Regions from separate parts of the Mus musculus genome. Here regions 2, 3, 4, 5, 6 and 7 are each linked to region 1. Evidence: chromatin loops called from intact Hi-C (ENCODE). Cell type or tissue: left cerebral cortex. All regions are shown on one strand. Region 1 has its middle 11 kb from the start of Gm30158. Region 2 has its middle 220 kb from the start of Kcnj2. Region 3 holds the start of Kcnj2 (potassium inwardly-rectifying channel, subfamily J, member 2). Region 4 has its middle 21 kb from the start of Gm46300. Region 5 has its middle 21 kb from the start of Gm39445. Region 6 overlaps Map2k6 (mitogen-activated protein kinase kinase 6). Region 7 overlaps Gm11682 (predicted gene 11682).

Region 1 (4,000 bases):
AGGAATGACTACATGGGATAATTGATTGAGGGGTTCTGCAGACTTCCTCCCGGAAGACCTGAACAGGAGTATTCTCAGCATGTCTTTGTTGCCTGTAGTTCAGTGTCTAGGGTTGGAGCCCTGTGAGATTTGCCCCTCCTATGTTAGCATATGTATTGCTGGTGTCCTTGTACATGTCCAATTTAGGCAGCCATATCCATGGCTGTCACTTCTCTGTCACTTTTAGGACCTGAAATCTCACAGAAAACTTCTTGGTCTCTTTTACTCTTACAATCTCCCCCATCTTCTGCTTCAAATCCCTTGATCCTCAGTACAGGAGGTGCATTTTAGATGGGTCCTTATTCTCTGCATTTTAAACAGTTGTGATTTTCTGTAATGATCTCTTTCTTTTGGAAATGGAAGTTCCTTTGATAGGAGGTGAGGCCTACACTTACCTGTGGTCATACAGATAAGTGCCTAGAATGCAGTTAGGAATTACCTTCATTTAGTAAAGTGATACCTGTAGTTTCTTCTCTGAGACCAATGACCTCACTAGCCATGAATAGTTAGGTTTCCACTACCAGACACAATTTCTTTCTGTTGAGCAGGCTTTAAGTCTCATTAGAAAGCTGTTGGTTACCCTCGAGAAATACATACTGCTGTTGCACCCTTAGGGTTATAGTATATTGCTGGCCATTGTAGTTTATAGGTGTTATACCTGGATAGGCAAGTTAGTTGTTTTAATCCCTTGATAGTTTGAATGGAACCATCTAGTAGCATGGAGACTAGTACTGGGGAAGAGACTTAAAAGTCAGATCCAGCTCAGGACCTCTGGGTCCTGTGTTTGAAGTACATGGAGTCTTTGGCCATAAGGACTTACCTTGCATTGCTAGGATGCAACGTAGACAATAGCTTAGGTTGTGGGATGTTCAAGTAGTGCTATTCAGACTACGGGGGTGGGGAGCACTGGATATAGCACCAAGCTAGGCCTTCGAGGTTGGGAAGGCTTCAGGAATGTACAAGAAGTAGAGGGTTGGATGGATATTCCTACAGTCTTAAAGTCCAAATTTCCATTAAAGCCAGAAGTTGTTAACTAGTGCAGGAAAAAAAAATTATGACATTCTAGAAAACACAGAGGACAAACATTCATATCCCAGATTTTCTTGGGCATTTCTTTTTTCCACATATCAGATAACCAGTAATTCTGAAATCTACCACAGAGATGGAACACAATCATACTTCAGCTTCTTTTCATTCTTTCTTTTACTTAAAAAAAAACCCTTTTAACAGAATGAAAACTCTTTTAATTTTTTTATTTTACTTCTAAATAATCAATTAGAGGAGGAAATCCAGGGATTTAGAATCATGAGTGAACTGTTCTCTCACTTTGTAAATCGGCTTTGCAAAACACAGTAGATCAGAGAATTCATGATAATTATACATGGTAACTTATTAAAACTAGAATTATAGAAAATAAATGGCACCAAGCTAACAAAAGACACTGACACGTTACAAGATGCCGCTGAGCAAAAGAAAGGAAATGTTTTGTGTGCAAGTACCTGAATGTCACTTTTGGCTCTCACAAGTATGGGTTTCAATTTTCAACTTTTGTTGGGTCCCCACAAATCATGGCTCCTGCCCCAGTATTTGTTTAATAAAATTTATTATTTGTACATGAGATGAGAGTCTCTTAGAATCCACATCCCATAAGGGAGTTCCGGTAGGATAGCAGTGGCTTATTTCAGGTGGACCAGAACACCCAAAACAAATGAAAGCACGTCTAATTGGTTTGGCCAACAGGTGGCGCCATTGTGCTGGGGGGGAAAGCATGCCCTCCCTTATGGGAAGTTGTAGGCAATATTCTGGGTGTGGAGATCTCGGGGCTCAATAGACGATCGATCAATCTCCTTTTTGTCCACTTATGTAGGAGCATTAATGCAAGACGAACGACAGCACCTCCCACAGCTCTCAATTCTGTTTATTCTGTTTCCCTTTTACATGAAAGTTTGACTTTACTGGTCTTATTTCTAACCCATGTTTTGTGAATCGTGGTTCAAATTACGGTTGCTACTAATATAATGCATTTCTTCTTTCTGTGTTAAAGAGAGACCAGAGCGTCTTTATTATCATTTCTGTTTTGGCAATGCTAGACAAGCGATGGTTGACTGAAATGTCATAGACTTTGGGGAGAAATAGAAATTATGCAAAAGCATAACGCAGTGACTTTTATTCTTTGCGGTTAGTGGTCTATTTTATTGCTTCGTCCCGAAATAAAAGCCGTCCAATTAAAAATATAATTACTTTTCTGGTAGTGTGTTTAAAACGAAAGATCTGACAGGATGGTATTTAAATATGCATCCTAGCTTTTGTAGCAGACGATGAAACCAAAGACTGCTTCTCTCTGTTCATTAAAAATTCACCCTTTTTTTCCTTCAGAGCAAGTCTGTTGACTGTTATCTTCTGCCCCGTCCCTCACCCTCCCCAGGGCAGTTTAATTTCGGGATATTGCTCTTCTTTGTATTCCTCCCACGCTGTTGTGAAGTGTTGCTATGAGGCAGAGGAGCAGCTGCTATGCCTGTCCCCAGCAGTGGCTGGATTCCAACAGTGGGCACAGGCAGTTATGTAAAGATTAGCTTTCAAGGTTTCCTGGGAAACTAGTGATACTGGTCCAGTCAGATTGGACACAGAAAACGAGAAGATTAAGTTTAACTTTGGACAAACGAACTGCGAGTGGTCAGTCCTGCGGGGGTGGGGTGGGGGGGGGGTGGGGGGGGTGCGACTCTGCAAGCTCAATCCACAGTAGTCGGCTTCACCTTTATTTTGAAAGCATATAATATATTCATATTGGAGAAACATTGAAATTATCCAGGCGACAAAGATAGTCGTGTTGAAATGAAGTTTACCGCCTTATTCACTTGCCCAGGGTCGTTACCTAAAATGATTTTGTTGATTAACAAGATACTAAACTTTCCCTCACTACGCACAAAAAAGCAAAACCGAGTAGAAGCTGCAGTTGTTTGATGAATTCAACATGCAAAACACTAAGCTAGGCAAGGTCAAAGTTCACCTCGTAATTTGCTCATTCCATTTCGCTGGAGTATCGAGTAAAGTTACACTTGGTTCTGTGTCAGATTTTGAAAAAAACAGAAAAATCCATGCAGTATGTCTCATGGAAGCCCCATAGGTTAGGAAAAGAAACGAGAGACATTGAAAGCCTGATGTGGCCCGATGATCCATCCGTGGATGTCTGAAGGCCACTGGGGGACTCTTCTTTTAATTAGCACCCTCTGTGGAAAATTCTAGAATGCCTACTCTAGTAGAACAACTATTGCTAAATGCTGGAGAAAAGTCACTTGGAGTCTCAGTTTTAAAAATGCCTGTCTAGATGATACAAACAGAAACTTCTGAATGGTTGGTTGGATTGCTATATTTTGGCCAATAACTCACAGTCCAAAATGCAATTAGTTAAGACATCAGTCCAACCTGAAAGAGCTTCAGTATAAAGAAGTAGACAGACTGGTAATAAAGAAAGGAAGATCATTCTATTGCAGAAATTCACAAATATTACAAATTAGTAATTTGCTGCGGACTGACCTCAGTCGGGCTCCCCTCAATCCGTGCTCCGGAACTCGGAGTTCCAGACAGGTGGGCAATGGAGTTGGCGAGAAATGACAAACAAATACAGACCCAGAGAGAGTGTGTATCTGAATGTAATTTGTCTCAAAGTGAGCACCAGTCTTATAAGTGACTTTTTCACAAAACAGAGGAATGCATACAAAAAGCTAACATGAACCAAGTGGGATAAAAATCAATGTTAACAACTGGGATCGAAAGCAACCCCATCTAAGGTCAGCTTAATCTTAGAAGTCAGGGACAAGGGCTTCATGCCCTTGCCATAGTTCCAATTCTAGTCTATTGTATAGTCCACCTTCCCCCTAGGGCATTGTAAATTCCTGTGTAGGAGTGTAACTCAGCTATCTATAGTTCTAAGTATCTACTCTGGTTCCTCCTTAGACCACAA
Region 2 (4,000 bases), 240 kb after region 1:
AACTAAATGAAAGGATTCTTTCTTCTTAATGTGTTTGTAAAAAGATAAAGAGAGGAGGGATATGTTTTGATGTATGTATAATCAGGTATGGGGGAAGGGGGTGCCTCTGAGGGCCTATGCTGAGGCATTCCTTCCCTCTGAGGGACCAGCCACAGATCAATATAATATAGAATACAGTTTATTCAAAGCATGGGGAGGATGGGGAGGGGAGTTAAGAGAGTAGGAGAGAGAGAGAGAGAGAGAGAGAGAGAGAGAGAGAGAGAGAGAGAGAGAGAGAGAGAACCATGAGCACTTGGAGAGAGAAGGGGAAGAGAATGGGGAAGGGGCAAGGGGACAGAGAGGGAGCAGGAGGGCAAGAGCAAGAGAGAGGAGGGGGCAAACAGCCTCTTTTATAGTGAGTCAGGCATACCTGGCTATTGCCAGGTAACTGTGGGGCGGAGCTTAGACAAAATGCTAACACTTCTTATTGCTCTTTATCTCTGAAATTTAACTTTAATTCTCATCTGATCTCTTGTGTATTTATTTGTTTGTGTGTTTGTTTGTTTGTTTTTAAGATCCCTCTAGCTGGCCTATATTTTGTAACCCAGATATTTAGTTGAGCCTAGTTTTCAGTTTATAGTAATCCTTCTGCCTCAGTCTTGCATGTATAGGAATTACAGGCATGTGCCACCACATCTGTCTCCAATCAAACAAGTTTTTAATACCATGAATCTTGTAATATGTCTCAAGGACAGCAGATTTAGGAATACTGAGATATTTAAACACGTTTGTTAGTGTGATTTCTGGTTTCCCACTTAAGCTTTCTTCTAATAGAAGGCAACTCTGATACTAATTCACTTACTTGGTTGTTTAAAATGTGTACTAACCCGTATGAATTGTTGAAATTTTTTTTATTTTACTTTTACTTTATCATTTAAACAATATCCTCTAGCAAAATGAAGCCAGGGATGAGCTTGGGAGACCTTTATAGACATATTTTATCCTTGTTCCTCTCGGTAGCAAAGCAAAATGCAGAAGTAATGGAAATGAAGGGTAAGATTACATAAGGCACAGGGAAGCAATTTCAGTAGCAGAGTTCAGTTAAAATTGAAATTAATTTTTAAAGTTCTAGGCAAAAATAAATAAATAAATAAACTCAGCATAACAACTCAAAGTAGATAGGCTGAAATTACTGATTACTTTAAGAAGCAGGCATGGAGGATATTTTTTGGAGGAGGGGGGAATTCTTAGAGGGAGAAAACATGCTCACCCAGGTTCCCTGGAGGACACACTGGAAGCAGTGTCACCGAGGGGCTTATCTGGGGACCAAACAACAACAATGTCCGTAGTAAATCTCTGGCTTTATTTGGAACAGGTCAGAGACCCAGGGCTTGTAAGGAGTTGCAGTGAGTTTTCTGGTCGGAATTGAAGCCTCATATAAGGAATAGTCGCTGATGATGTCAAGAAAATAAAGAGCCAGTCAGTACCTTGCAGCTTTCTGCAGGAATAGAGTCATGTTGTCCTCCGTTCATCCTGGGGCTGTGGGTGGGATGCAGGATGGGGAGAAGGGGTGAGATGCAAGGTGGAGGCACAATTGAACAAAGCTGAATTTAGCTTGTATTTTAATTCATTTGTGTGGGTGCTCTTCTTCCAAGAAGACAGAATCCAAATGATCTTCTGGGGAAATTTTAACCATAACGAAAGCAAGGAAACTTCTAGAAATACCAGAAGAGCCAAGCACCTGGACTTTGGATTTTCAACGCAAGCAGCCTGTTTTCAAGTAAACAGTTAGGTCTAATGGTGCTCTTGGGCTGCCCTTTCCCCCTCCCCTGCAGGATCCCAAAGTTAGCAGCTCCTAATTAGAGCCTACTCCCTCTTGGGGTCTAATCTGAGACAGGTTTCTTTAGAGGGGAAAAAAAAAAAACACTTAAAGACTGACAAGCATTTGCTCTTACTTTTGTGCAAATAATAGAATGACACCTTGGGTTTTTTTTCCTAGGTATTTGTGACAGAAAAGCTCCCTCTGCAAATTCGAAATAGAGCAACAGAAGGCAAACAGCAAGTTTTAAAGGAAAGATCCTCACAGCTGAGGAGGCAGCTTAGTAGGCTAAGTGTGCTTCTTGCTGCATGTGCTTGAAGATCTGAGTCCTAATCCCCAGTACTCATGTAAATATTTGGTGTCCCTGTGGGACCTGCAATCCCAGTGCTGTGTGGGATGCAAAATAGGATTGCCAGTACAGCTATCTGGCTGCCCTCCTGCTTTCGGGCTCTGTGGGGGACCTGAAGGAACAAGATGAAGGCTGACCTAGAAGAATGCTAAAATCCTCCTCTGACCACCACACAGAAGGCCTGTGTGCATGCATCTGCATACACATGTGAACCATATCATGTGCCGAACTTGTGAAAAAAAAATTGGCATAGGACTGTGTCTTCTCCTGACTCAGCACTTCTGGAAGTCATAGATTCCAGGTGACAGAGTTGCAAGTTGGGGACAGCCAGTTCTGTGCTCCTGTTTGCAGAGAAAAGACCCAAGAGAGTCGTTGGACCCTGAGCAGCTTTACATAATTGGGAAATAAATGGTTGTGTGTCAAGCCACTGGTTTTTCTGTGGTTAGTCCATTATCACAGCATGACTAAATACTTCATGATTTATTCAGAGCATAACTGCCTAATTGTAAAAGTGTCTGACCCAAAAGTTCAACCTGTAAACAATTATGTGATAGTAGATATGAAAATTGAAGTACATTTTAATTTATCAGGAAACACCTTTTGGAACGACCATAATGTATGTATGCCTATATGTTTAGGTTTAGTAAAAGGATTCTTTCATGCCTTGCTGTTGAAACTTAGTGTAGGTAAACATTTTTGCATGTTTTTCCCTTCTATAGGGTTTAGTTCTACTTCAGTAAATCACAATATTAAACAAAAGGAACGAAGGAAATTTTATATAAGACAGATTTATTTAGAATAAATAATTGTTAGCACGAAAAGGTCTTAAGTATCAATTACAGAATATTTAAATAAACTAAAACAACTGTGTCCAGTGTTTTGTATTTATTATTAAAGTAGCATTTCCGAAAGCCGTGTATTATGTATTACATATATATTATTATTTGTCATTTCTAAGTAACGGTAACTGGATGGTTGTTTTCTGGGAATATGTTCATAACAAATCAAGTTAAAATGCCCTGAACAGGAAGGGAAAAAGAGATGGAGATATGGATAATTGCTAGAAAGAAGGGAACAGATAACCCAAGTACTGCCTGAGGGTCAGAGATAAGTCCTGGGCAGCAACATTATAGTAGAAAACTTGAAGCATTTGAAGAGGGAGCATTATTCAAGTCTCTGCTGTTAACCAAGCCACTTACTAATTGACTGTGTCCTTATATGAAAATGGGCTATGATGACAGTAATGTAGATTCTGTGTAGAATGTCTCCTCAAGTCTGTATCCTAGAGTCGTGGTGCCTGCCTGGCTACCACTATTAGAAAGTAATGGTACCTTTGGGATGTGAGGCTTTGGGGAATATGCTCAGGCCATTTGGAGTATAACCCTGAAGGAGATTTTAGAGACTGCAGCATATCTGTTCATTTTCCTTGTCTTCCCCCCCCCCCTTTCCTTTTTAATCTTTCTTTTACAGTGCTAGGGATTGAACCATGAAGTCATGTGTACAAAGCAAGCATCCAATGAGACCTTCAGCATTTTACATAAGTGGCTTTTTATGTCTGCTATGTTTGTCTCATTGTCATCTATCTAGAATGCCACTGGAGGCTCAGAACAATGGGCTTGCCCACTACTGGACTGGATCCTTCATAGATAAGCCTTCCTCTGTGGGAGTTAATTGCCTCAGGTATTTCACTCCAGTGATGGCAAACTGACTGATGCAGGGAAAGATACCTAGTTTTACTTTGAGCACATACCAAGGTGAAAAGCCTGTTGAGCCTGGCTAATCTAGTAGATGACCAACTGAGTTGAATATAAATCATAACATAACATAATCGAGATGCATTAGAAGTCTTCGGA
Region 3 (4,000 bases), 460 kb after region 1:
TCTAACTAAAGACAGGAAATATCAGAAGAAAAGATGCTGGGCGAAAGAAGTCTGCTAATGAGTACTTGGAGCAGCTATTCCCCAGCTGACGCCATGTAGACCAGCCCCAGAGTGCTCTGGGCACAAGTTGCTATGTGATTCCTATTGCTGCAGAGCAACCTCTGTGAAGCTCAGTAAACAGAAGGGAGGGGGAAGGACAAGTGCAGGGGGCGGGGGGTGGGGGGGTGAGACACCCATTTATATCTGTGTGAGTGTTGCCTCTAACATTGAGACACAGCAATGTTTGTGGCAAACTCTAGGCATGTGTACATGTCAAGGACAACTTGTGTTTAGCAAACAAGAATTTATATCTTTTTAAACGTTTTGAAATGGTACCACCCTTCAGGTAAAGATGGGTGAGGGACAAGCTTCTAAACTACTCAGAATTCAAAGAAAGACAGCTGGCCAGAGAGTTTCTACAAGGAGTGTCTGAAAGGGGCTGACTGCTTTGTTTGTGTTTGCTTGTTTGTTTGTTTAAGTAATTTCACAAAAATGCAAAACAAGATCCTTTACAGCTGTCAATCATGTAACAAAATAAATACCACAATATGAAGTGAGAGGCACAAAACAAATTGAGATGACCTTGACCCTGACTGTCACTGTTCCCACCATACTTGAAGTAACCTATTTTTCTCCTGAGCGTTGGGAAGTGAGTGTGTGTGTGTGTGTGTGTGTGTGTACTCAACTATGTAATGAAAATAAAAATAAAACCCTTAGATGTGGGTAAGAAGAGAAAGACAAGTGTAATGGTAGCTCACAGTGCACCTACAGAGCTGGTTTCCAAGAGGAAATACGACTGCCTATTAATTATTAATAGGAAAAGACAACAAATGATTAAAGGAGATATATTAATTCTCTTCTGTGCTTAACCAAAACAGGTTTTCAAGCAATGCCTTTATTTACTGCCAGGTATCTTCGGAGTTTGTGAAAATCTCTAGAATGGATAACCTCATCCAAATCTCCACTGACAGACTGAAGCAGACGGACGTGCGACTACCCATTTCCTAACTTGGTTTTTCCCTCAACTGTCATAGGAGTACTAGTTATGATGCAGTCGTTTTCCTCCCTGAATCAAGTTGCTTCGATCATTGCTTCCCTTAAACCACACTGTCTTCAAATGAGGAATTTACACCATTATTACTAAGAATAGCAAAGTACTTAGGGGAGACCGACATCGGATGGGAAAGTTTTGCGGTCTTGAAGCTAAAATCCAACTCTGGCTGCTACTTTTTTCCTTTTTTTCTCAGCAAAGGAACTTTGAGACTTGAGAAGCTCACTCTGGAATTTTGTGCTGTATCTGTAGCAAGGACTCCCCCTCCCCAAACACCAAGGATCTAGATTAAGTGCTAAGTCTCTTGGTCCGATCAAGCCCCAGTCTCCTTCTCTTCCTCCCTCTCACCCGCAATAAGAGGAAGAATCCACGCCAGGCTCGCGCTTGACTCTAAACCCAATATCTCCCTACAGCTGGTGCATTGGAAGTTATGAGCACAAACAGATGCTGCAGAGAAATCTGTTTCTATTGCTCAACTCTTCCAAGCGTGTCTCAGTATTTTTAGCTCTGAGGATGTTCTGGTGCGCACACAAACTATATAGGCAATGAGCCGGGACTCCAAAGCTTGCGGGAGGAAAGCATTAACAGCAGCCTGACAACTGGGCACCTCCGGAGCAGCCGGAGCTGTAGGGTAGAGGACTGTGGAGCAAGTTCATTGCCCTGGACACACACAGACAACCCAGAAGAGAACAGGAAGAAAACACAGAAGCCCTTACCTGTTGCTGGTACAGGATCATGGGGACATGGAGTGGAAGTGGGGATTACAGAAGCATGTAAGATCCAGTGGTTTTTGTGAAAGAGAATGAGCCGAAGCAAGTGAGAATTCCCAAGACACTGCTTGCCGGTGCTGGGAAGGCTGCGCGCTGGCCAGGGCTCCAGTGCGCTCTGCGATAGCCTGGAGGCGGTCCTTGTGATAACCGGCCTTGTTGGCTCCGCCCTCTGCCCACTGTTGGCCAATCGGAGCGCACGTGGCTGCGCTTCCCCCGCCCCGGGAACCGCCATCAGGAGGAGGAGGAGGAGGATCTCTACACCCGCGGACCCTGGCTCTGCCAGCCTCGGAACCTGCTGTGGCTTCCTCTACCTCCTCCAGCTGCCTAGCCTGGTCTGAGAGTCCAGCTCTGGGCTGAGGAGGAGGAAGTCGCGGCCCAGAGGGTACAGCAACAGGTGGGAAGCTCAGCCTCCATGCGGCTGCCTAATTGCAGCCTGGCCTTGGGCAAAGCTTCCTACTGGGTTCTGTGAGACCCACACTTCCCGGTTTCTTTCCACAGTGGAGGCCGGCTGTACGTGTTCCTGTATAAGGGCCCGAGAGGTGTCAGTGCCTGGGAAAGACGTCTACAGCAGGGAGGGAATAAATAACCACTGGGGTGCGTCTCCCTCCAGCCCTTTTCCAGCCTGTAGACTGTGGAAACCCACAGAGCACTCAACTGCAGCTTGCGGATAATCCTTAAATTAAACCTGGAAAGGGTCCCGGGACCCGCACTCAATACCCTGCAAAATTTAGATGTGCTAGCGATTGCTTGTCTGACTGGGCCGTTTCTCCTCGCAAATGATGGTGAATTACTTACAAAAAAAAAAAAAAGAAAAAAAATGCGCCTAGACTTCTCTGGGATGTGTGGGGGAAGGGAGGGAGCCGCTGGTTCCTTTCGCCTTGTCCGCCCTCGCCCTCGATCTTTCTCTCCACCACCGCCCGGCAAGCTCTGCTCATGTAAAACCAGAACAATTAGAGAGTAATGAATTCTCTGGAACAGCAACTCCTACAGACTCTCAGCTCTGCCCTCGCTCCAGCGCCTCCCCGTCCTCCTTCCCAGCAACCAGGCAAGAGTACTGCAGACCTTCAAAAACCAGCCTCGGTTAGCACCTGCATCCTGACAATTTATAAATGAATTCTCCACTGAGTGTGTAAAGCAGGTGCATGTTATCTCTGAGTACATTGGTATCGTAGCGAAGCTTTGCTTTTAAAATGACATGATGCGTTTAGGAGTCTTTTATCTTCCACGGAGTTTTGCAGTCCGGTTTAATGAATATGCTTCAAGCACCCCAAAGCATCTGCCTACCTTTAACTTAAGCCCGTAAAGACTGCCTTGAGTCACCAAACAACCTCTACAAAATATTTCGCGTTCTAGGTGGTAGGAGCAGGGCACACTTTTATGTGTACGAGTGTTGAAAGGAGCCGTTCTGAGCTGCTGAGTGGATACCCACCTCCTAGTCCCACATCCGCACTTGGCCCCTAGGAGGTGCTGGTGAAATGTGCATAGATTTTCATTTTACCTTAAGAAGCCTGCCTCTTTTCCTAGCATGAGCAATACACTTAAGAGGGTGCAGAATGGATCATGAAAGCCCTGGGACTCTTTTGATATCCAAATGGCATTTCATTTGCTGAGGCTGAATCCCCATCAAGCCCCAATACTGAGGGTTGCCATTTAAGCCCTTGTATAATGGGATATTTTTTCCCACAAGGAAAGTCTTCTTTATCATATATTAAGTCATATATTATTTATAAATAGCTTGGGTTAAATCTGCAAAGATGACTATATTAGAACCCAGGTTGTAGCCTGAAGCGAAATGAATCCAGAGACGGAAAACGTTAACTCTTCCTTGACCAAGGCATAGAAAAGGAGTTAACAGCTCATTGATTTTTTTTTCTTCCTTTCTTTCTTCTGTGTTGTGACTCACTGCCTAAGTAGATGGTGAAGAGTTTTCCAAACTATAGGAACACCCCCACCCCTGCCCCCACAGGTTAGGATCTCTGTTAGAAATAGCCCAGCTACCCAGAGAAAGGAAGTATTTTCTAGTTTACAGTTGTTTTACTTAAATAGTTCACTCTTAGTAAAATGAATAAGCACCAGGCCAAGACAGCTTCATAGAGCGGGAAGATCATTAAAGAAATGAACACAATATCCTATGGTTTTG
Region 4 (4,000 bases), 950 kb after region 1:
AGTGTCTACATGGGCTAGGTAAGGAAGAAAAAAAAATCAATACTCATACCAAGTAAAGACGTTCCCTCTAGTAAGCTTCTTTGTTGTTGAGGAGAAGGTGGGGCTAAGCAGCACTGGGAAGAAGTAAACTGACTTGAGTTGGCCCATGTTACAACAAATATCCCAATGCTTCCAAGATTAATGAATGACTGTAAGTTTGTGACCCCCCCCCCCACCTGCCTGCCAACATGTAAGCTTGTTTCAACCTGTCATTAATTAGGATTTTATTGGCCTATATATCTAAATAACACAACATCAACAGAGTGCTGCCTTTTGCTTAGGTGATAATTTTTGTGGCTGTGAGTGTATGCATGCCACTGTTCCTTGGCTATAATTGGGGTATCTATTCCTATTCAACTCAGATACACAGGGTAAGAACGGAACAAAGAAGTTACTCTAGCCATGTCTAGATTGTTGGATGCGATGGCTAATCTTGGTTGTTAACCTGACAGGATCTGTCATTGAATAAAATGTACATTAACGGGCACTCTTGTGAAGAACTTTCTTGATCGTTTGAAGGAAGAAACCTACATGTGGGTGCTCTCTTCTGGTGGCAGCACTGATAGAAGGACATGGAAAAAGAAAACTTTGCTGCTTGCTTGCTTGCTTGCTAGCTTGCATCAGGACTACTAGCAAGTTCATCTTTCCTGTCCCTTCTTTGCCACTGTTAGAACCAGTTTCCATAGCCTTTCAACATAGACTGAAGACCAGGATCTCCAGCAATCATCCCAGCCTTCAGTTCCAGATTGGGAAGGCTGAGACATGCAGCTTTGTAGACTTAGCAATTACTGGATGCTTGGGCTCCCCAGTGTGAGACTCCATCCGAGCTACCCATCCAAGATGGTACAAGAAAAATCAAATAAATCCCCTTTATATATTAACTTATCAGTTTTGATCCCTGATAGAACCCTGACTAATACCGTGAGCGGTTGAGTTTGGGGAGTTAATTCTAGGAGCTAAGAGGTTCCTTAGAGTAGCACAGATAACCAATGGGCAGTTTCACATCTGTCCTTTCAACAAATGTTCACTGGAGAAGCGAGAAGTCTGGGGAGATGTTTCAGCTTTATTAGCCTTCACACCTACTGACATGGGGGATGTTAATGGGCTCAGTCTCGTAAGGGAGGCAGCCCATGTACTGAATAAATAAAGCTTCCTTTAATTAGTTTGTCTGTGATGATCCGGGTCAGTGGTCTTTCTCCTCACATCTTTAGGATTAACATAACCAGGAAAGTAGGCAGATCAAACAGATCTGCATGGCAGTTGCTCTGCTCCAAGAAGCTAAAGGGGTAAGGAGAGTAGCTCCATGACCTTTTATGGGCTGTTCGCATAGTGTCTGCCTTTGTTATGTTCACTGAAGGCGCAGGCTCTTTCAAGGGAATGACCCCTTGGTTAAATGAAGCCCAGTGGACTAGAGGATTCTAGTCTTGCCTGCCTCCTGTTGGTACCCTTCATAGATTAATCTCTGAATCCCCACCTCCAACCTCTTCTCTGTTCCCCCTCAGCATTATCTGCAATCGTTAGTATTTATTAAGTGTCTATATAATTATGACTTGATATGCCTTTTCCATAAAACACATTTCCTACACATTCACAAAACAGAATGTCATTTCTTCTGGCGCCTTGACTTAAGTGTGTTCGTCTTCTGTTAACAGGATTAGATTCTGTCCCAAGCTGAGGCTGACTCCGTGGGTGATGACTTAAGCAGATGACATGGCTGGAAGTTGCTCCTTCTATTGAACCTGCCTGACGGATGTGGCCCACACCACTGTCCCCTATTCTGCAGGTTGTCAGTGGTTGGTTCGACGTTCCTGTGTTCTCAGCTATAATGTTGGTCTTTCCACCGAGGCAGTTTTATTTCCTGACAGGCAGTATGGTTTATAAAAGCCAATGCTATTGGGAAAATATGCCAAATGCACAGGTTATGCGGTCGGTGGAAAACAGGCATTAATGGAAAAGGGACTAAAACCAAAGTCTCTTCCGAGTGCTATTTTGGAGCCTCTGGTTTTCCTGTGGAATTCCGAGTCAGTCGTGATTGCAAAACCAAAAGACCAAACAGAATATTAGAATTGCAAAGGACCAGGAGTCGTCGACTTTACAAATAGGTAAAGCCTACATCGTGCTTCGTGGGTTTTCGGTTTTAAGTCAGAAGACGCGAGTGGTGCTGGACAGTCTGGGGGTGATGAATTTGAATTTCTGTATTTTTTTCCTTTATTCAAATCTTCCTTCCCGTGTCTATAACCAGACTCCTTAGAAAGATTTCACGTTCATAGCCTTTGAACACATGTGCAGGCTTGCAGAGGCTGCTCATGTGCAGCCTGTGGTTGCCAGCGCCACCTAGCTTCCATATTTCCTCAAGTCAAACGTTTTAGAAAAATCCTAGGTAAGCCCTCATCAGAGTTCAGCACTCACCTCAGAGGTTCTGAATGGTGGAGGTTGAGAGAGAGTCAGAACAGCGAAACTGCTCCGAACCATTGCCTGAGGGAGAGGCACATCCTCTGACCCTGTGGAAGAAGGAAATAGGTAGGGTTGTCATTCTCTCAGGGCACTCCCTGCCTGCCTTTGTTTGACAGATCTTCTCACTCAGTGGCATTGGATAATATGCAGGAGAGTTGCTTCTGAAACTTAGCTACTAGGTTCTAAATCGGAATGAGTTCTAGGGGAGTCTGCATAAGGCTCACACTACCTGACTACCTCCCCATGAGGAAGCTCAAACGTGCCACTTACCATAAGATTATTTTGAGCTGGAAGCAATTGAGAGACAACTCTCGCCTCTCCCCATCTTCCTAATCATAGGGCATAAATTTCCCCTTATTAATATGTCTCCCTTGCACACAATGAGAAGACGAAAACAAGCCTATCATAGAGGCAAGGGATACTCTTGATAACTTTGCCCAGTTGTTCCATACTCTGTAGCTTTGCTCTCCGGAGTTTCAGTTACCCACAGTCAACGCATTAAATAGAAGAGTTCAGAAATAATTGATTCATAACCTTCGGCCTTGTCTCTGTTAGCCTTCTGCCACTGCTAAACTAGCTGCGATAAATAACTTCAAAGGGATGCTTATATTGGCTTGTGACTTTAGAGGTTTGGGACTATCGTTAGTTGTTCCACTATCTCTGGGTCTGTGGTAAGACATAAGAGCAAGGCAGGGAGTGAAGTTAATCACTTTGTGGTATCTAGGAAGGAGGTGGAAGTGAACCAGAGATATGGTATAGACACTCCAAAAATACACTCTCAAGGCTCCATCTCTGAATATACAAGCCAAAAAATTATGATCTCCTTAATGGGCTGATTCATAGAGCCACCGTGATCTAATCGCCCACTAAATCCCATCTCTGAGCGTGGTGGAACAGGAAATCAAGTTTTCAACACTCAAGTCTTAGGGAGACATTTCATATGCACACCATAGCACATACTATTTGGATTATGTAAACAGATCCCCTATCATCTGTTCTGTACAGCCGAAGATGTGACTCTCCCCTTGTTCAAGGTACCCATACTGTGCACACTTATGTGTATGCTGGGGACTCAGTAGCTGCCACTGCTATGCAGTCAGCTGGAATGACCGTGCATTGATGTTTGTTTGTTTGTTTGTTTGTTTTGATTGTATTTCTTTTTTTTATTACATATTTTCCTCAATTACATTTCCAATGCTATCCCAAAAGTCCCCCATACCCTCCCGCCCACTTCCCTACCCACCCATTCCCATTTTTTTGGCCCTGGCATTCCCCTGTACTGGGGCTTATAAAGTTTGTGTGTCCAATGGGCCTCTCTTTCCAGTGATGGCCGACTAGGCCATCTTTTGATACATATGCAGCTAGAGTCAAGAGCTCCGGGATACTGGTTAGTTCATAATGTTGTTCCACCTATAGGGTTGCAGATCCCTTTAGCTCCTTGGGTACTTTCTCTAGCTCCTCCATTGGGAGCCCTGTGATCCATCCAATAGCTGACTGTGAGCATCCA
Region 5 (4,000 bases), 1.2 Mb after region 1:
GGATGGAATTAGGATGGGTGGACGAGAGAAATAGCGAGCCAGGACAAAGGTTCTCTGATCAAGGCTCAAATTTTAATTTTCAGGTCTGCGTTTATGTAGGCAAAACCCAAAAGCCCATCCCTTTGTTTCAGCTTGATTGAGTTGCTTAATAGGCCGTCAGGTCCTCAAGGCTCAGGCAGAAAGATGCAAATGTAGCAAGGCCAGGTTTGTTGACTTGTATAACCAACTCAAGGCTGGGGGAAGGGCACATATAATTAAAATGAACTTCATGAATTCGAAGTGTCAAAATGATAGACACGTGGGGCTGGAGAGGTGCTCAGTGGTTAAGAGCGCGTATTTCTCTTGCAGGTGACCTGGGGTAGGTTCCTAGAACCATACAGTGGCTTACAGCCAGTCTAACGCTGGTTCCAAGGGATTCTGTGCCTATATCTGATCTCCGTAGGCAAGAGCCACCTACGTGGCATGCATATATAAGTGCAGACAAAGAACTTTCAGGCGTAAGATAAATCTTTTAGACACTCAATGACTCTCAGTCTCAGCAGAAGCATATTGCAAACTCAATGAATGACAAATCTCTCAACAGATGTTATTGGAAAGCATAGGATTAAAACAGGTCTGGGATCTTCCTAACAACAATTCTGTGAGCACCCCCCACCCTATCCCATTCCCCTTTGGTGACTGTGACAAATACCTGAAACCTTTCAAAGGAAGATTTCCTTCAGCGTGTGATCTCAGAAGTGCATGGTTGTCTTGGGACTGGTAAGACTGAGATCCATGGCGAGAGAGGGCACAGTGGAGCTGATCTGCTGATCTCACGGTGTCTGGGGAGCAGAACTAGATAGGAGAGAAAGGACCGGGATAAGACGGAGTCTTGCAAACCCAACTCTCATGACCTACTTCTTGCAGCTAGACTCTACCTTAGACAAAGCCATCAATAAGGACTAAGGCGAATACATCTACGCTTCCATTTAGGGCTTCAATCCAGTAGCTTCCTTTAGTCTCCATCATAGCCTGTTCCACATACAAGGGGAAAAGTGGTAGAAGTGAAATCCTGAGGTCAGAGTGTATGGACATTGCTCTATGGCCATTGCTGTGCTGTGAACTCTGCTGCCTTTAAATCCATATACTGGAGACCGAAGCCCAAATATGATCAAATCTGCTAATAGAGTTACTGAGAGATAATGGTTCCTAACTAAAGAGGACTTTGTTTTTATTAGAAACTGAATATATTTCTTGTTCTCCATCTCATTTCCACCCATGCAGCAACCTACAAGAAGAAAGAGTCCTCACAAAATATCAAATCACCCAGGAGGTTGATCTTGGACTTCAAAGGCACTTAATCTATACTATTTTGTTATAGTAGCAATAGCAACAGACTAATACACACATTTTAAACACTACGTGTGACCTAGATCAATAAGTCAGTTTTAGGAAGTTATTAGCAGTATAAACTAGTCTAGGGGCTGGAGAGATGGCTCGGCAGTTAAGAGTGCATACAGATCTCTCGGAAAACATGAGTTTTGTTTTGCTTTTCCTTAAGACCCATGTTAGTGAGGCTCACAGTTGCCTCTAATTCTAGCTGAAAGGGATCCAATGTCCTTTCAGACCTCCTCAGACACCCCACACACACTAACACAAATGTATGCACACACACACACACACACACAAATAAATAAAAACAAAGTCTATCTTTAAAATAAACAAACATCATTCTATCAACACACATCCCCTTACACCTTCAACCCAACATTCATAGGATAAAGGATATAAATTATTAAATTCTTTCTTTGCACTATCCCACATAGGTCTTTACTAACATTGTACTGGGCTCTCAAAAAAAAAAAAAAGGTGACCATTCATAGCATAGACTCTTTGTGATTGAACAGTGACAGAGTGTGTCAATAGAACCATGTCTGTTGACAGTCATCACGAGGACAGATGACAATGGCGTGAGTCAGTGCGTGAGTCATTTTTCCATTCTGACTCTGTTCCCGTCTCACCTTCTCCATGCAGTGTTACTTTCCTGCGAACCGTGCTTTGTTTTCCTAACTTTGCCCTGAGTTGGCACCAAGTCTCCCGAGATGAAAATATCTCTCACGTCAGTCCTCCTGCCTCATAACATTCTCAAGCTGTTTTCCCCATTTTAGCATTTCGAGGGCCATGCTTTCCCACCGCAGCCTCTGAAAGCTGCCTGGGTTTCTGGGAAAGCGATGCCTACCGAGTTGATAATTGAACAAAGAAAATTAGATCCACCTGTACTGGCCAACTCAGGCAAACGGTGCATCAGTATCAACCAAAGGGTATTTCAAACACCAATTAAAAAAGAAAGATGTACTTCCTTTTATATTATGTGCGTTAGTGCTTCGCCTTCCTGTATCTGTGCATTATCCCTGTGCAGTGCTCTCTGGGCCCAGAAGAGGGCATTAGATTCCTCTGGAACTGGAATTGCAGAGCAGTTATGTAGGTTTTGAGTGGAAGGAAGATCTTTACAAGAGCAGCCAGTGCTCTTAGCTGCTGAACCATTTCTCTAATCCCTCAAAACTCAATCTTAACGGTGTTCTTTTCTCATGGAAAACTCAAGCAGGAATGTTCTCAGCCCAGAAACTCTTTTCCTATGGACTCTGAATTTGCATCTTAATGTTATTTTTATACCCTTATGCTGATTTTTGTCTATTACATAAATAGAAAAAAAAATCAAAATCAACTAGAAACTAAGAGTTGAGGAATTGAAATAGAAATTTGGCCAGTGAGAACTGAAGAGAATGCAAAACAAAACAAAACAAAACAAAACAAAACTGTTTCCCTTGGATAGTTAAGATGGCAGTCATAGCTGGGTGTGGGGGTGCATGCTTTTCATCCCAAAACTTAGGGGGCAGAAACAGAAGGATTTCTGAGTTCTAGGCCAGCCTTGCTTACAGAGTGAGTTCCAAGACAGCTATGGCTACACAGAGAAACTTTGACGACAGAGAGAAAGAGAGAGGGAGCGAGGGAGAGGAGGAGAGAGGGGGAAGAGGGGGAGAGGAGGAGAGAGGGAGAGAGGGAGAGGAGGAGAGAGGGGGAGAGAGGGAGGGGGAGAGGGGGAGAGAAGGGGAGAGAGGGAGGGGGGAGAGGGGGAGAGAGGGAGACAGAGACAGAGACAGAAACAGAGAGGCAGAGAGAAGCAACATGGCTTCTTCTGTTTGTTCAATTTAGAACTACAGATATGCAAATCCTAATTTACTCAGTGCTTAATGTGCTTTAGACAGAACAGGGACCATGCGATGGTGGGTGCCATATACTTGGAATTAAATTAGTTTCAAATTTAGTATTTTGATGTGGTCATTGCAGTGTGGAAAAAGATGTCTTTCTATAGGAAACTATTTGACTCTATACTAAAATGTAATACAATTGAATGCAGCATAGAGAATATTTTTGTTGGTATTTTCAATGTAGACTTTTTGTTTCTGTTTTTCTTTTTTCTTTTTTTCATATTTATTTATAATAATAAATATATAAGTGCACTGAGGCTGTCTTCAGACACTCCTGAAGAAGGAGTCAGATCTTGTTACAGATGGTTGTGAGCCACGATGTGGTTGCTGGGATTTGAACTCAGGACCTCTGGAAGAACACTCAGTGCTCTTAACCACTGAGCGATCTCTCCAGTCCATGTTTCTGTTTTTCAATACAGGGTTTCACTGTGTAACCGTGGCTGTCCAGGAACTCATTCAGTAGGCCAGACTGGCCTCAAATTCAAAGTGGTCCACCGGCCTCTGCCCACAAAGTGTTCGGATTAAAAGAGTGGGCTACCACTGCCTGGCTTCACTGTAGACGTTTGTTTTGTTTTTCAAGACAGGGTTTCTGTGAATAGCCCTGGCTGTCCTGGAACCCTCTCTGTAGACCAGGCTGGCCTCGAACTCAGAAATCCGCCTGCCTCTGTCTCCCTAGTGCTGGGATTAAAGGAGTGTGCCACCACCGCCCGGCTAAAACTCACACATTTTAAAATTAGAAAAACATGTTGACT
Region 6 (4,000 bases), 1.0 Mb after region 1:
CAGAATAAGCCACCAGGGTAGCCTTGTAAAACACTAAGGGAAAGCACCAGGATGGGGATGCGGATGCAGATGGGTGAGCACCAAGTACCGGTCCAAGAGCCTTAAGCAACCAAGCATTGCCCAGTGTCATCACGGTCCCCAGTAAAAACTGTATTTGGAACACCACGTCCAAAGGAGCAAGGAGACCAAAGGTGTGTTGCTTCGGTATCCTCTGTACCTCGGGGCCCTTCCCAGGTCTAGGTCAATTCACGCAGCGAGTCTGAGCAGGAATGACTCCCTCCACGAGACACAGCTGGAATCAGAGCCAGCTCTGACCCACCCACTCGCTCGAAGTTTCCATCTGCTTTCACAGGATAGCTGTCTAAACTAACTGGGTTCCACTCGGGCTGCCCTCTTGACATCCTCCTCCCAGCTGCATCCGCGGCTGCCACTACTGTCACGTGACGACGCTAAGCATCGTGGCCGCGGTGCAGACAGAAATCATGTGAGTACCTGGAAGATATTGTGTCCTCTTTTATCCTCTCTGACTATACTAGTCATTTCCTTCTCTCTCCGTGCTCCAGCCCTCTTTGGATTAGCCTCCAAACCCCCGGCAGTACCTATTATGCCTACCGGGACAAGTCCATCCACAGATAACATGGGTTCTGCAGAAGGCAAAGTTCTGCAGGACTTGGAAGCATCCGGGAAACATTCTTGAATGTCCAACAATCTTCTTAGTCCCAGAGACTCTTGACATCTATCCCCCACCCCTAGCTTTCCAGTAGGCCTTGCTAAACTTTGGCTCTATGCTGTAGTCAATATCCAACTCCTTACAGCTGTTACTGGAATAAAATACCATAATAGAACATGACTTAAAAGAGAAATGATTTATCTCGGCTCACAATTCTAGGCTACAGTCCAGCGCTGCAGGAAGTCGTGGCAGCGGGAACGTAAACCTTATTCATTCGGGTCTAGAGCAGAGAGAAACGAACGCATGCGTGCTTCGAGTACATAACTCCATTTCTCCCTCATACAGTCCGGGAGCCAAACCCTGGCAATGGCACCATTTCCTCTTAGGCTAGATCCTTGCACATCAGTTAACATAATCAAAGCAATCCCCCACAGACTGTCCACAGGCCAACCTGTTCTAAACAACAGAGACTCCAGATTGTACGAGGGTGGAAGTTAAACTAACTGACCATCACGAGGTCCTAGAGAGAGGGGTCTTTCTTGCTTTAGTGACGCAATCCTTCCAATGGGAAGACCTCTCCTTCCTGACTCACCTTAGCTAGGGAAATGCCTCGCATGGCCTCTGCTCAGGATTTATTTCCTCCGAAACAAAAATAACCCCATCTGACTTTGCATCCTCCAAATACTTATGTATCTCACTCTATCCGGTCTTGCCAATCATAGTACTTTCAAGTAAATATTGACTTGAGTGCGCTTCCGTACTAGCCTTGGAACTAGGAGTAGAGGCCAGGGCTATGTTCTGCAGCCCAGAGGACATGCTCCGTGGATGCTTCTGGAATGAGCGTATGTGATGGATCAGACCCCACCGGGGAGAGTCATGAGAGCGGCTCGTCGTCTTTGGCATAGATCTGTGAGTGCAGGGTTCTCTTACCACTGTGAGGTAAAGTCAACAAAGTCCGCGGAGAACTTGTCTGCTGGGAGCTGAGGAGAGGGCTCTTCGACCACCTGCTTTAGCTGCTGGAAGGGCGTTCCCCAAGAATCATAAGGAAACCGAAGGATGGCCAGCTCGATCTAAACAGAGGGAAGGGAGGGGTGGCAACATTTTAAGAAATGCTCATTAGGAAGCAGCTGTGTTTCCTTTTAGAAAGACCAGAGGTGACGCTCAAATATAATTAGGGAAGAAAGCCAAGCTAATGACCCATTCTCGCAAAATCTTAGTGCCTCCTGCTTTTTAAAATATTGTCTTGCCAGTGGCAGATATTTAAACCTATCTAAATAAATGAGCTCCTTGATAACACCCGGGCCTATTTCATAAAAACTTATCAGCCAAGAGCATTAAAGTTCAACACAGGAAACAACCAGTTTTTCAAATATGTGGCCAGACTAGGAAAGCGTAAAGACTTTGGCAGCACTGTGCCTCTGCTGCCACCTACAGGTCTCTTGGTGAAATGGAAAATTAAAAAAAAAAAAAAAAAGTTACCCAGGACCAAATGACTGATCTTTTTTTGGACTTGAGTAAAGGCCACTCTGCTGTTACAGAATCACATGTTTTCTGGGCAGGGACATGGAATAACTCACTGGATATAATCAGCTGCTGGTCCTGGGCAGTAGCCAGGACCACTGTGGGTAATTCCAGACCTCAGCGATAGACTAAAAATGTACAGTCACAGAGGTTACAGATAAGGGACTGGCTGCGTGGCCATAGGCCCGTGCTTGAGAAAGTACACTATGCATTATCGTGTTCCAAGGGTAGATCTAACTCACACATCTAAAACTTCCACCATGCAAATGTTCAGTGCAGAGCCTGGGAGGTTGCCCAGTTGGCAGAGTACTTGCATAGTAGCCATGAATCCAGGGGTCGACCGTATCAAACTAAGCATGATGGGTCATGCCTGCAATCCCAGGACTTTGGGAGCAGAGAGAGGAGGATCAAAACTTCAAGGTCATCCTGGGCTACATATAGATTTTGACACTAGCCTAGGCTACATGAGGTCTGTTCTCAAAATATTAAAATACACAACCTAGTACATTTGGCCTATCAGGGTCCATACACATTAGCAGGGAGAGGGTTTGGGTTGGTTTTTTTGTTTTGTTTTGTTTTATTTTATTTTATTTTATTTCTTTTATTGTCCTGGTTTTGTAACTTAAGCTTCTTGTCTTGGTCCTAATCACTTAATTTAAACTATAAAAACTCTATTAATCCCTTTTCTATCAGAAAGATCACCAGTGAGAATACATGAGTTTGTGAAGGTCATACGGCTAGTAACAGTCAGAAAGGGAGGAAAACTTGGACTGCTAGATCTCACTGTACAGTTTCTACTGTACAGTACTTCAAACAATCAGCCCTGGAAAATAACCTGCCATCTCAGAGAGAAAGGGGTGCCCAAGTGTGATATCAAAGGCTTCTGGGTCCCCAAAGCCCACCCCATCCAGGTTTGCGCTCAGAACCTCGTAGCCCACAGTGATGATCATAGGTTACCATGGTGATGCCCAGGCTCCAAATGTCAGACTTCACACTGTACCCCTTCTGGTTGAGCTCTGGATTTATTCGTTCAGGCTGGAAAGGAGACAGACAGCTAAGAAACGGAAAGACGATTGCAATGCCACGTAGCTCAATAAAGACTCAGGAGGAGACACCAGCACTTGCCGTATGAGTTATTTGACTCTGTTAGCCTGCCTCCCGGGCCAAAAGACTGGCTAATCACAAGCTATGAAATGTCTCCACAGGGCTTCCCTTCTTTATATTGGTTTTTTCTCACAGGCAGCAATGAATTCAGATCCCGCAGAACAAATTTTAATTGCCTTAAGAAGAACACCGGGACACATTCAAAAGCTCCTCTATCCATTAAAATTATCCCTGGTAAAAAACATCAACAGCTCAAAAGCCACAAAAGCCTGCAGAAGTTCATAGCTACCGTCTGATGTTAAGAGACCTCGGGGATTTTACTCAAACATGGGCAAGAAGTTTTCAATCTCAAACTCAAGTCCCTTCTAAGATAAATGTATTCCTCCAGTTGGCCATTCTGTGATGACCAGAGCTCCCTTGTGTGGATAATTTAAGATCTCCATAGTCTTCTATCCTTAGCAATCAAGCTAACATTCGGGTGTGAGTCAGTGTGTAAAACTGAGTGCAAGTGCCTACTACTTACATGCATTTTCAAATAACACGCCCCTTTGAGATAATTCCGAAAGGCAATATATATGCTATGGTTTGTGTCTCTGTGTCATCCCAAAATGTACATGTTAAAACCATATCCCACAGGGGCTGGCAAGATGGCTCCGCGGCAAGATGACTGCTCTTCCAGAGGTCCTGAGTCCAATTCCCAGCAAC
Region 7 (4,000 bases), 990 kb after region 1:
GATATAGCTGTCTCCTGAGAGGCTCTGCTAGAGCCTGACAAATATAGAGGTGGATGCTCAAAGCCACACATTGGACTGAGTGTGGGGTCCCCAATGGAGGAGTTAGAGAAGGGACTGAAGGAGCTGAGGGGGTTTGCAGCCCCATGGAGGGAGCAACAGTGTCAACCGGCCAAACCCCCTACAGCTGGAGGGGGGTGGGGACTGGACCACCAAGCAAAGAGTACACATGGAGGGACCCATGGTTCCAGCAGCATATGTGGCAGAGGATGGCCTTGTTGGACATCAGTGGGAGGAGTGGCCCTTGGGCCTGAGGGTGTTCAATGCCCCAATGTAGGAGAATGCCAGGGAGGGAAGACAAAAGTGGATAGGTGGGTGGGTGGGTGGGAGAGCACCCTCATAGAGGCAGTTGGGGGGGGGGGGAGATGGGATAGGGGGGTTCCAAAGAGGAGACCTGGAAAGGAGAAAATATTTGAAATGTAAACAAAGAAACTATCCAATAGAAAGAAAAGAAAAGAAAGGAAAAGAAAAGAAAAGTAAAGAAAAGAAAAGAAAAGAAAAGAAAGAAAAAAGAGGGGAGGGGAGGGGAGGGGAGGGGAGGGGAGGGGAGGGGAGGGAAGGGAAGGGAAGGGAAGGGAAGGGAAGGGAAGGGAAAGAGAGAGAGAAGAGAAGAGAAGAGAAGAGAAGAGAAGAGAAGAGAAGAGAAAGAAAAAACTCATGCTGGATATGAAGATTAAATGAAATCACCCAACTAGTCACTAAGAAATAATGACTGAGACTATCCCATGCCAATCAGTTATTGTAACAGTTTTATGGCTGCCATGTTTGCTGAAGTCTTATCTTAAGGAAGACATTGAGCTAAGTAGGTGGTGAACTAATTACTTCAGTTGACGTAAAAACAGCCTATTGCATCCTTCCCGGCTTCCCTGTGAACAGCTAAGTCACCTAAGAGATAAAGAGACACTCAAGACTGTGCATCCCACAGCCAGAACGTCCGACAGAAGTGTCTAAGTCGTCCAGTACCCTGGACTCTATCAGCACTTTTGTAATACTTCCTCTTTAAAAGTGTCCCGTAGCCATGATTCGTGAGCAACTGCAGCGTCTTACTCAAGTCTGTTTCCTGTTTTTCAAACGTTAAATCTGATTGACTTGACCCTGTTATTATTTTCCAGTAAATATACTGAAATTCTAACGGGAGGAGGAAGAAGAGGGGCTCAAAATTTGATCCACTAGAAAATAGAATGATAAATATCAGGTTTGTGCCCTCCTTGGGTATAGATCCCTAGTGGTCTTTCTTTTAAAATTTTATTTTTATTTTGCGAGCGTGACTGGTTTTCTGCATGCATTGTAGGTGTACCAAGCACACACTCCTGGTTCCAGAGGAAGCCAGAAGAGGATATCAGACCCTCCCAAACTGGAGTTCTAGATATTTGTGAGCCTCCACGTGAATGCTAGGAATAGAGTCTGAAAGGCTAGTTAATGCAAGCAACCACTGGCCATACCTCTAGCCCTCACTATTTCTTCTAAAGACACTTGAAAAGCTCGTGTCTCCTAGACTCAGTTGCCTTAGGATACAAAGCGCGTGCGCGCACACACCCCAACCAGACCCACTGTTTGGCTAGAAATGCCCGCGTTTAAGGATGGCTCACGGGTCTTTCATTTGCCTTCTTAGCCTGACTTTACCTAGGAAATTTCTTGCCCTTGCCGCGACACATAGAGAATCCAGTGTGTTTTGCTGCCCCCTTGTGGTCACTTTAAATCGGACGGAAATTTTCCAATTGAAACACCTCCTAGTCAACACACTCTGTTCAACGTTATCACTGATGGAAAATGTGTATATGCACGACCACACGATCACACTGAGCACTGTAATGCTCAAATAATTTCATAAGACTAAACTCTTAACTGCATTTGAAAGAGGCTTTCTGATGGAAACTCCCAAACTAAAATGACGCTTCATTTCTCCAAAATGTAGTATCATATATGCCAGTAACCTCAAAGAATAACGAGTTTGTCACGTTGTCCACATAAATATGGCCTTATTTGGAAAACGGAGAATTTTAAATATTTCGTTGTGTTCCCTGCTATTTAAGAGGATTCAGATGGCATAGACGTGCTGAATAAACAGTTAAGATAGTCTGCCTTTAGAAAGGAAGAGGCCGACTATGAGAATCTAGGCGTCAGTTTAAAAGAGCTCATTTCTCAGCACTGAGGAAATGTTAGCGTTTGCGACTGTAACTGAGAAATTGATCGGGGGAGGGGAAGAAGAGCCAAAAAAGAATAAAACTACTACTAATTATGTGAATTGATCAAAATACACATGGAAATTTCCACGAAATTTCTATTTTTTTTAACTAGGAAGTTTAAAATAAAGTCAATGAATTTAAATGGTTTCCCAGCCTCCGTTGTGCAAGCAATTAAGGCTTATTCACATCCAAACCACTCCTAAACCGTACACAACATTAATACAAAAGTTTCCCAAAACTATGACAAACATAAACATTTTAAGAGATAAATATGAAACAATAATAAATATTTGAAAATACATCCTGGTTTTCCAGGGTTCTTTTTTTTTTTAATCCTCTTTTATCACATTTTACTCTTTGCAGCCCTGGAGAATTGGGTAGCTAAGTGATTATGAGCTCCGGCTGCTTTTGCAGAGGACTCAGAGCCTAGCTGGTGGTTTATAAACAACTCTATTTCCAGCCCAGGGGGATCTGAAGCCCTCTTCTGGCCTCTTTGGGAACTTCATGCACATGGTGCACAAATACACATGCAAACCAAAATATCCACACACATAGAATAAAAATAAATCTTTTTAAACTTCTAACTCTTCGCTACCCTCACTTACATCAGCATATTATATTGCCTTTGGTATAGCATAACCATTTATAAAGTACATATATTGCTTATAACAAATTATATATTATTATATATAGCAAATAGTGATACATTAGCATATATAATATAAGCCCTTTGTGAACCGTATTAATATATTTATTATAAGATACAACCTTATATAATATGAATAGTCAATATAAATTTTTACTGCATTATGTAATGCAAGTATTTTATAAAATGATTCCTGTTATATATTAACATATTAAGTATGTATGAAACATTAAATTTATTACGTGTTAATATACTATGTGAACATACAATACAAAATAGTATAGGAACATAAGTACAGTGATTATTTAGATGGTGAGTAGAAATCTATTACTTTGTGGAGAAGTTGCTGAGGATGTTTATATGTTATTAGGCCATAAATATTCAGTTATGTAATCTGTATACATGACAGAACATATTAATAAAATGTATAAGTAGTAAAAAGTCACAGATTTGAGCCTTTTAAATGAATTCCAATATCTTACCCCAAAAGGTTCGCTAAGAAAACAGCCATTCATACAAACTACACAATTTTCACTTAACTTTGTGAGGCCATAGCCCCTTTGAAGCCAGAGATGAGTCAAAAGACAGTGGTAGCCCCCCTGGTCTGAATGATCCGCGTAGCTGTGTACTCAACACCAGCCAGAACCCTGAGGGAATGGGCATAGGGGCACCAACGCCGTTGACGCATATAGCTCAGTGATTGCCACGTAACAGAGCATGCGCAAAGCTGCTGTAAAAGGGCATGCACAAAGCTGAGGACCTGCAAGAGGGCCTGCGGAAAGCTGAGGACCAGCAAAGTGATTCTTTGGATAATGAATTTGAATATTCATTGTTGTTTGACGTGAAGACAGTCCTCCTTATTCATAGGTCGGGGAAAATGGTGCATACAACTATTCCACTGTATTTATAATTGCTGGCAACGCTGCCTACGGATGCGCTACGCTCGCAGTAAGAGATTTCAATATAAGGACAGCTTACGAATGACAATTTTACAATCTGACGTGGAAGGAGCTGTGTGAAAAACAAGATCTAGAGGCAGCTATCCATCTCCTATGAATTCAGTCATTTCTTTCATCAAAACATGATCCGCTGAGTGGCTGGGGGTGTGGGG

What was found. Peaks named below come from ENCODE experiments on the same cell type or tissue, not always from the same donor. Only the 100,000 strongest peaks of a DNase experiment are listed, where the experiment ranks them.
Region 2: a loop joins it to region 1, with 11 times the contacts of the local background. A loop is called at or near these places in 2 of 42 quality-filtered maps.
Region 3: a loop joins it to region 1, with 8 times the contacts of the local background. A loop is called at or near these places in 11 of 42 quality-filtered maps.
Region 4: a loop joins it to region 1, with 3 times the contacts of the local background. A loop is called at or near these places in 11 of 42 quality-filtered maps.
Region 5: it touches region 1 in a loop (3-fold over the local background); 9 of 42 quality-filtered maps call a loop at or near these places.
Region 6: it touches region 1 in a loop (6-fold over the local background); 14 of 42 quality-filtered maps call a loop at or near these places.
Region 7: a loop joins it to region 1, with 5 times the contacts of the local background. A loop is called at or near these places in 23 of 42 quality-filtered maps.

What each region holds. Positions count from the first base shown.
Region 1 is chr11:111,521,456-111,525,455 of GRCm38, reverse strand. No RefSeq gene overlaps it. Among named protein-coding and RNA genes, the nearest start is that of Gm30158, 11 kb to the right of the region's middle. In left cerebral cortex, a CTCF peak has its summit at 1,768 (motif pointing right); DNase peaks (open chromatin) are centred at 1,791, 2,544 and 2,985; H3K4me3 peaks cover 682 bases; H3K27ac peaks cover 1,210 bases.
Region 2 is chr11:111,279,506-111,283,505 of GRCm38, reverse strand. No RefSeq gene overlaps it. Among named protein-coding and RNA genes, the nearest start is that of Kcnj2, 220 kb to the right of the region's middle. In left cerebral cortex, no CTCF peak of the experiment used is centred here; DNase peaks (open chromatin) are centred at 1,568 and 2,020; H3K27ac peaks cover 1,205 bases.
Region 3 is chr11:111,064,141-111,068,140 of GRCm38, reverse strand. It overlaps Kcnj2 (potassium inwardly-rectifying channel, subfamily J, member 2), which reads right to left and starts at 1,977. Exons shown (of 2, transcript NM_008425.4): 1 at 1,807-1,977. In left cerebral cortex, CTCF peaks have their summits at 1,992 and 3,318; DNase peaks (open chromatin) are centred at 2,057, 2,878, 3,052, 3,253 and 2 more places; H3K4me3 peaks cover 3,505 bases; H3K27ac peaks cover 2,965 bases.
Region 4 is chr11:110,571,109-110,575,108 of GRCm38, reverse strand. No RefSeq gene overlaps it. Among named protein-coding and RNA genes, the nearest start is that of Gm46300, 21 kb to the right of the region's middle. In left cerebral cortex, a CTCF peak has its summit at 2,371; a DNase peak (open chromatin) is centred at 2,364.
Region 5 is chr11:110,356,378-110,360,377 of GRCm38, reverse strand. No RefSeq gene overlaps it. Among named protein-coding and RNA genes, the nearest start is that of Gm39445, 21 kb to the right of the region's middle. In left cerebral cortex, a CTCF peak has its summit at 2,406 (motif pointing right); DNase peaks (open chromatin) are centred at 2,100, 2,410 and 3,982.
Region 6 is chr11:110,497,123-110,501,122 of GRCm38, reverse strand. Map2k6 (mitogen-activated protein kinase kinase 6) reads right to left here. Exons shown (of 12, transcript NM_011943.3): 9 at 3,149-3,226; 10 at 1,601-1,740. Among named protein-coding and RNA genes, the nearest start is that of Gm39446, 22 kb to the right of the region's middle. In left cerebral cortex, a CTCF peak has its summit at 2,095 (motif pointing left); DNase peaks (open chromatin) are centred at 351 and 2,120.
Region 7 is chr11:110,535,456-110,539,455 of GRCm38, reverse strand. The region is part of intron 2 of Gm11682 (predicted gene 11682); the gene reads right to left. Among named protein-coding and RNA genes, the nearest start is that of Gm11682, 3.8 kb to the right of the region's middle. In left cerebral cortex, CTCF peaks have their summits at 1,741 (motif pointing left) and 2,738 (motif pointing left); DNase peaks (open chromatin) are centred at 1,728 and 2,146; H3K4me3 peaks cover 438 bases.